3 separate regions of the Homo sapiens genome follow, and regions 1 and 2 are each linked to region 3. A link is a contact called in ENCODE Hi-C data. All regions are on one chromosome and are shown on one strand. Each heading gives the region's core, a stretch centred on a gene start or an enhancer-like site at or near the end of the contact. The rest is flanking DNA. Distances are from core to core; before and after follow the strand shown.

What was found. Hi-C counts contacts between places; a loop is a spot of excess contacts on that map. Pooled maps may share reads with other maps.
Region 1: a loop to region 3 is called in a map of CD8-positive, alpha-beta T cell, with 20 times the contacts of the local background. The contact joins the promoter of ZNF337 here to the promoter of CFAP61 in region 3. A Hi-C loop is called at or near these places in 3 of 168 maps with a recorded cell type or tissue (CD8-positive, alpha-beta T cell, naive thymus-derived CD4-positive, alpha-beta T cell and tibial artery) and 10 of 50 pooled maps.
Region 2: a loop to region 3 is called in a pooled map, with 27 times the contacts of the local background. The contact joins the promoter of TASP1 here to the promoter of CFAP61 in region 3. A Hi-C loop is called at or near these places in 5 of 50 pooled maps.

Annotation. Positions count from the first base shown.
Region 1 is chr20:25,695,438-25,698,137 of GRCh38, forward strand. ZNF337 (zinc finger protein 337) reads right to left here and starts at 1,416. Exons shown (of 5, transcript NM_015655.4): 1 at 1,322-1,416. LOC107985400 (a long non-coding RNA gene) reads left to right here and starts at 1,604. Exons shown (of 2, transcript XR_007067557.1): 1 at 1,604-1,726. RefSeq lists an enhancer at 820-929.
Region 2 is chr20:13,637,492-13,640,225 of GRCh38, forward strand. TASP1 (taspase 1) reads right to left here and starts at 1,441. Exons shown (of 14, transcript NM_017714.3): 1 at 1,403-1,441. RefSeq lists enhancers at 798-1,298, 912-1,001 and a silencer at 1,192-1,341.
Region 3 is chr20:20,051,196-20,053,975 of GRCh38, forward strand. CFAP61 (cilia and flagella associated protein 61) reads left to right here and starts at 1,337. Exons shown (of 27, transcript NM_015585.4): 1 at 1,337-1,396. CRNKL1 (crooked neck pre-mRNA splicing factor 1) reads right to left here and starts at 1,271. Exons shown (of 14, transcript NM_001278628.2): 1 at 1,097-1,271. The coding sequence starts at 1,147. RefSeq lists enhancers at 1,126-1,295, 1,306-1,605 and a silencer at 1,696-1,745.

The DNA.
Region 1 (2,700 bases), core at 166-2,665, 5.6 Mb after region 3:
GTCTCTCAACCAACTGTCCACTAAAGAATCCCTAAGTGCCCCCATGAGGTGTAAACCCTTTGGAGATATACCAGCTTTTTGGGAGGAACCCGTGTATATCTTTCTCTTATTGATTTATGATTTTCTTTTTGGAGGCAGGATCTCGCTGTGTTACCCAGGCTAGCGTGCAGTGCAGCCAACATAGCTGGTTACAGCCTCCACCTCCTGGACTCAACTGACTGGGCCTCCCAAGTAGCTGAGGCCACAGGCATGGGACACCACGCCCCGCTAATTTTTTTATTTTTCTAATTTCATGTAGAGACAGGGTCTTGCTGTGCTGCCCAGGCTGCTCTGGAACTCCTGGCCTCCCAAAGTGCTGGGACTACAGGCATGAGCCACACTGCTCAGCCTGATTTATGACTTTACCTGAAATTCCTGTCTCCCTGAATTGTATAAAATTAACCTGCAAGCCTGACCATCTCGGGCACTTTCACAGGACCTCTTGAGGCTGAATAACCTGGGCCACAGTCACTCATACTGACTAGGAATAAACCTTTTTAAATATATTTTGGCAGAACCCGGATTTTGCCGTCATTAGCAAGGCCCCAGGGAAGAGGCCACCTGGGTCCCCACAGCCACCTCACCTCCCGCGGACGCTGCCCCACGCAGATCCCCCCCCCCCCCCACCAAAACACGTCTAGACGTGCCCGTGCGAGGACATTTGGTCCCGGCCTACACTCCTATCCGCGGAAGATCGTCCCAAGGCGGGGTGCTCCCAACCCAAAGCAGCGGCCCTTCCCCAAAACACGCGGGCGAAGTCCTCCCCTGTCCCGCCTCCCACAATAAAGTCTGGAGCATCAGAGTCGGAGGGAACCCGAGTCGGACCTAGCCCATCCGTCTCATGGCTGTAACCCCCACCCCACCAGTGGACCCTGGCTGTGGCCGAGTCCCCCTCCACCTCCGGCCAAAAGACCCCCGTGGCAGCTCGCTAGGCCGCTGGCCCGTCCCCACCCGAGGAGCGGCGACCCTGGCACAAGAGGACCTGGGTTGCTCGGCGCCCCTGTGAAATCCGGGCTGTTCACCGCCCGAGCCGCCACTACACGCAACCGGGAACGGAGACTGAGTGGCGGCCCAGACCCGGGGCGCTCGGCAAGCCGCAGCCCCACCGCCCACTTCAAGGCGCGGCCTGGGTCTCCGCCCCTCCCCAGAACGCGGAGACGCCGGGCCTGGAGGAGCGCGCGCTACGGCCCCAGCAGCGCCCTCACGTCCCAGGCCTTCCCGGCCCTTCTTCCTGCGCCGGAAGGGCGCGCTGCAGAGAGGGACCCGCAGGAGCGCAGCTCACCGGGGCGGCTGAGGGCGAACCGAGGCGGTGAGGTCACCGATGGTGGACCACGCATCTCACGGCTCGCTGACGCCCAGGGATCTGGAACGCTCTGCGCCGCCCGGGACTACACTACCCAGAATCCTCAGCGCGGCCGGGACTACGCTACCCAGCATCCTCGGCGCGGCCCGGAGGCTATGCGACCCTGCGCGTCGCATCCCCTCGGTGGACTACACTCCCCAGAGTCCTCGGGAGTCGTCCAGGTACACGCCCCAGAATATTGGTCATAGCGGTCCACCCGGGACTGCGCGACCCGGAATCCTTGGAAGGACTTCTCGGAAGGACTCCTCTCTGACAGGTGGGGCGAGCCTATGGTCGTTTGGACGTGGAGGGATCCTTTCAGAACCGGCGATTTCTTTTATTTAGGTAGCCCTATACATACATTAAGCATATTTTCCCATTTCTATGATATAGGTAAATAATTTTCCCACTGTCTTTTGATTATGGGTATGTCTTTTTTTTTTCTTTTGTTTCTTTTTTTTGCTATGTAGTACTTTTGATCTCTGATTTTCCTACGGATTTTGTGGTTTTATCATTCACATTTAGATCTCTCAATGGTTTAATTTTTCTCCAGGTACACACTGTAAATATACAATTATTTTTAAAATTTTCTAATATTTTATTAATTTCCCATTAAATTTATTAAAAATATAGTCTTTTACCAAATAATTTAAGGTTTCAGCTACATAATTCAGTATACTCAATTTACATTTGCATTTCAATTTCTAATTGTTCCCCCATTTATCTAATTATGCATCAATGCCAGAATTCTTTCATTATGTAGGGTGTATAATATGCTGATATCTTTTGTGGCTTGCCAAACCACGTAGACTTTATATTTCAGGCCTTTACTAGGTATACTTGCTGTTTGCTTTTTCTCTTTTGGTTTTTAAATTTTTAATTATTCTGGATAAATATTAGTTGTACATATTTATAGGGTACATGTTATGTTTTGATACAGGCATACAGTGTTTAATGGTCAAATGAGGGTGATTGGGGTATCCATCCCCTCAAGCATTTAGCATTTCTTTGTTTTAGGAAGTTTCCAATTCTCTCTTATTTTTAAATATATAGTAAAATTGTTCTTAACTATAGTCACTGTATAGTGCTACCAACTACTAGATCTTATTCATTCTAACTGTATTTTTGTATCGATTAACAAGTCCCTCTTTATCTCCTCTACCCACCATCCTTCCCAGCCTCTGTTAACTATCTCATTCTACTCTCCATCTCCATGAGTTCACGTTTTTAGCCCCACAAATGAGTGAGCACATGTGATATTTGTCATGCTGTGCCTCATTTCGCTTAACATAATGTCCTCCATTTTCATACATGCTATT
Region 2 (2,734 bases), core at 191-2,690, 6.4 Mb before region 3:
GTCCATCGACCGATGATGGTTAAGCAAAATGTGGCATATTCACACAATGGAACATTACCCATCCATAAAACAGAATGAAATACTGATACACAGACATTGATGAACCTTGAAAACATACTAACTGAAAGACACCAGACAAGTGAGGCCATATATTCTATGATTCCATTTATATGAAATGCCAGTATAGGAAAATCCATAGATACAGAAAGTAGATTAGTGGTTACAAGGCCTGGGAGAGAAAGCAGAGAATCTAATGGGGAGTGACTGTCATGAGTATAGGATTTCTTTTGGGGGTGATGAAAATGTTCTGAAAGTAGATAGTGGTGATGGGTGCACAACTTTGCGATATGAGAAAAAGCACTGAAATTTACAATTTTAAAGAATAAATTTTATGGTGCATGAATACCTTAATAAGACTTTCTCAAGAGGAAAAAAGACAATCTATCCGTGCAATGAACACAATGTATGTAACTATGCCTCTTAGTTATAACCGTATTTTACACGCATACATTATGATCACAAATAGGTTAATATGAATAAAATATTAGAAAAAAGATCAAAATGCTGGGTTGGCAGAACTATAGGTGATCTCTTCATAACTATTTCTGCATTTTCCAGATGTTCCTTAGTAAGCACTGCTTTTTGTAAGTGGTGGGGAAAAGTTTTATTTACAACAAAAAAGATAAATTATTAAACTCCTAAGAATATAAGTAAAAATTCCTTCGCTAATAAAGAATAATAATAATTCAGCAATCTAATGGCCCCTAACACACCTTTCCTTCCCCTCCCCTACAGAAGCCAGGAAAGTTGAACTCTCTCCTTCCGGAAACACGATACCCTCGATTTCCAGGACATCTCTAGCTCCTGCTTTCCCCCCCTCCTCTCCAGCTGCTCCATCTTCTCGGTCCTTTCCTCCTCCTCTTCTTCCTCCTCCTCCTCCCCCTGAGTAGTAAGTGCTAACGACCCGCAGGACTCTCATCAGGCCTCTATTACTAAGTAAGGGGCTGCCTTACCCCCAACCCGCCACCCAGGACAAGGCGCACATTCTCGGCTGTCTGCGAACCTCGGACTCTGAGACATCTCCAGCCTGAGACTGCAAAGTGGGTGAAGAACTGCGAGAACTCCCCACATACAGACAGTACTTCCCCGGTGGCCACGAGGACGCCAAGCCGGAGATGAGGCTGGGAAGGGGGACGACGGGGCCGCCTAGAGCGACCAAGACTAGGGAACTAGGGACATCCTGGCCCCCTCCTCTAGCCCCGCCCGGGGCAAGGGGTGTCCTGCGCGCCGCCCCCTCTCGGACCCGGAGAGGACGTCCCAGCTAGCGTACGGGGCCCACACACAGAGGCAGCAGCGCGGAGGCGGCAGCGGCGCGGACAGCGTGGGAAAGAGGGACACTCACCCGCTTCAGCCCCGAGCCTTCACTGCACCGGAAGTAGTCACCCGCCCGTTGCCAGGGTGAGGAAGCGGGGCTGACATCAAGTCTCCCCATTGGTCATTCGGGGTACCACGTGGTCGGAAGCAGCCTCCCACAAGCGGCTCTGACTCCGCCCTCCGCTTCGGAGCGGCTCACCTGGCCTCAGAGGTGCAGCGCTAACTCCACCTGGGGCTTCGTTCTGAGCTGCGCATGCGCTATTGCTTATCTCTACCCACCCCGCCCCTGAATAAGCCCGCAGGATGTGATTATATCTGAGTGGTTGATTGACTAATACTGTGATGAGAAATGAAATTAAACTGACCATCATTTTATCTAGGTGTCGCTTAAGAGTTACTTTCTTTCAATCCTTAGAGCACTGTTAGACGGTAGGGAAAACTAAGGTTCAGCCTGCATTGCTTGTAGGAGTTGGGGCACGAGCCTTGCCCAGGGGGAAGGAGTGTAGGCGGTCTTTTATCGGCTAGGATGTAAGACCGAAACCCAGTCATGGGTTTTGATGACCCATGACTGATGGATTTTCCTTATACTTCCACCAAAACATCACGTCGAACTGAATGTAAAGGCAGAAATGAGAATCTAACTGGCTTCTTTAAGCCAGCTATAGAGGAATTTACACTAATGCAAAAGATAACACTTTTCTTACCACATTTTTTTGTTTTTGGAAAATATTTATTCTTCATTAAAATGTCTTAATTATATTAACACATAATGGTTTATTATTGTTATTTTAAATAACTTTTTAACATTTCAGTTTTTTGTTGGTTTTTTTCTTTTTTTTTTGGAGATGGAGTTTCACTCTGTCAACCAGGCTGGAGTGCAATGGCACGATCTCGGCTCACTGCAACCTCTGCCTCCCGGGCTCAAGCGATTCTCCTGCCTCAGACTCCTGAGTAGCTGGGATTACAGGCGCTCGATACACACCCGACTAATTTTTTGTATTTTTAGTAGAGACGGGTTTTCACCATGTTTGCCATGCTGGTCTCGAACTCCTGACCTCAGGTGATCCTACTGCCTTGGCCTCCCAAAGTTCTGGGATTACTGGCGTGAGCCACCGCACCCAGCCACATTTCAGCTTTGTATTCAATTTTTAATATAGTAAATATTAATAGATGTAACCCACAGAAACAAAAGCTTTGGAGTGTTCTCTACTATTTTGGGGAGTATAAAGGTATGCTGAAACCAAAAAGTTCGAGAACCACTGATACCATTATTATAAATATAACCTATGTGGTTTTATTATGTAACTTGGGGCTTTTTTTCTTTCTCTTCTACCACTGACTTCTTAGGGAGGGGCAAGGG
Region 3 (2,780 bases), core at 87-2,586:
GAGGTGGACTGTAAGTGTAAAATACACATTGGTTTTGAAGATGAAGTATAAAAAAGAATAAACTACCTCATTACATTTTTTATACCGATTACATGTTGAAATGATAATATTTTGGATACATTAGCTCAAATAAAATATATATTATCAAAATTAATTTCACTTTTTTGCTTTGTTTTTACTTTTTAATGTAGATATGAGAAAATTTAAAATTTCATATGTGGTGTGCATTATATTTCCATTGGACCAGTGATGCCCAATAAAAGTTTATGTAGCTGAATTATAAAAAATGTTACTTAATGCCACATGTGGAGTAATGATGATAATGGTGATAGCTCATATTTAATAAGCACTAAGTGCCAGACACAGTGTTACTTGCTCTATATGCATTACTCCTGCGAGTCAGACAAATAGTTATGTAAAGGTCCAGTTCAAGAGAGTCATCCGGGCTCAAGAAAGACTGGAGGGAGGGTATCTGTAAAGGCTTCAAAGTCTGCCACATATTAAGCACTTGGTAAGTATTAGCTATCAAAGGAAATACCAGATAGTAAGTCTACTGTTTAATTAACTTATGATACTATACTACTCCTACCGTCTACTCTCGCCCTCCGCTGTCAGCTGGGCTAACTCCTATTCAGCCTTCAAGTCTCAGCTTAAAGGTCATTTCCTCAGCAAAATTTACTTTCAGGACCCCTTCATACGACCCCCTTATTCACGCCCATGGCATATTCTACTTTGCCTCTCGGTAACATCTAGCAAGGTCGTCTTTATACAGAAACTCGTGTTTTGAGTACTGCTTGTGGCCAGCGTACGAGCGTAGCTTCCCAGCGCCCAGTGCAGTGCCTGGCTCAGTAAATCTTCACCGAACCACCCCACTCCACTCCCCAGCAAAACCACCCCAGAACGAAGGCCACGCCAACGCGGGTCGTGCTCCGCGATGACAAGAGCCCGCGCCCCACCACCAGCTGCCCTTCCTCTCCATCTCTCAGGGTGAGCCTTCTCCCCGGCGGGAACACTCTCTCCCAACCCGGGCACCCTCAGGGCTGAGGGATGCCCCTTTCCTAGGCCACCTCCTACAAGGCCCCTCGCGATCGCCTACCTTGGCCACTTTGGGAATCCGCTGCTTCCCGGCCGCGGTGGAGGCCGCCATGTCTGCAGCAGTCGACCTCTGGACACCTGTCCCCGGCACGGACGCTAGAAATCGGCTCTGAGAGCTCACCGAAACCACAAAGCTTTCAGAAAACAAACAGGATCTCGGAACCGGAAGCGGAACTTGCAGGACTGACCTTTGACCTCTCGCTTGAGCCGTGACGGAGGCGGCACCGTTTCCATGGTGACCAGGCTGCGCGTCCTCCTTGCGGCAGCGCGTGGAGTGCGGCGTCCTGGAGCTGCGGATGAGGTGGGTAACGCCGTGCTGACTAGCAGCGACGCAAGGACTGCGGTGCAGGGCGTCCAGGGCGCATCCCCAGGTCAGCCTCCGGAACTGGGATGACCAGGCGAGGACGAGTGGCTCTGTCGAGCCGTGGCGCCCTGCAAGGGAGTAAGAACGGAGCTCCAATCTGGATGCTCGAGGGCGGGGGAAGAAGGGAGAGCGAGGAAACTACCATTCCCAGCATGCGACGGGGCGAGCTGCCGCCCTTTTAGGCTGCAATGCCTCGAGCATTGCATTCTAGTAGTCTCTGGGTCCACGCCCCCTCGTTTCTGGTTTCGGGACAGTTGTGCCCAAATAATTCTAAGGTGCCCAAATAATTAACTCTAAGGCTTGGAATTAAAAATAACAGAAGGTACTTTGAAGCCAGATATTAGGAAAAAATATAAATAGAGTAACTGGAAAACAACTCAGTCTTGTGATAAGAAACATGTTTAAATTCTGTGTGTGCCTTAATTACTCTAGTTAAATTTTCTTAGCCTCAATGTCCTCAACTATAAAACAAGGCTAATAACATCTGTTTCACTAGGATTAAAGACAAATGCTCAGTAGATGTTAGCTGTTATAATACTTAACCTGCCCTCAAAAACTGAAAAGCAAAGGTTAAGAGAATTTTTTTTAATAGACATTTTTAGAGAAGTTTTAGGTTCACAACAAAATTAAGTGGAAGACACAGAGATTTCCTCCCTCCACAGCTTCCTGCTATCAATTATTGTACCTCTTCCCTCCTCTAACAGCCTCCAACTCTTAAAAATATCCTCCACCAGAGCAGTACATTTGTTACAATCTTGAACCTACATTGACACATCATTATCACCCAAAGTTCATAGTTTATATTAGGGTTCACTCTTGGTGTACATTCTATGAGGTTGGACAAATGTATAATGACATGACTTGGCAGCTCATTTGTTAGGATAATTTCCACAGTTGCAAAGCTCTTTTGGTGTTTGGGGAAAATATATATTTATGTATGTAGTAATATCACGTCTACCAATGCAGATATTACTTTCAACAAAAGATTTATGCAGATTTCTAGAACTGCAGTCAGTTATAACCAACATCAATGTATTTGCCATAACTCTTTATTAACCATATTATTTAGATATTTTATCTCACTTTTCAAAATTTAAATAGAGAAGATTTTATATCACTTTCATAAAGCCACCTAACAAAATAAATAAATATTAAAAAGATGTTTCTTTGAAGTGATTTTCCTTAAATGTGTTACTGTAAACAATTGATTTACCAAATGAATCATTGGTTTAATCATCTGTTGCCTTTGCTCAAAAGTACAAACATGCTAGAATACTTTGCTTCTGATCACCATCCTTCTCTCTTACATTTCTGTTGTCTG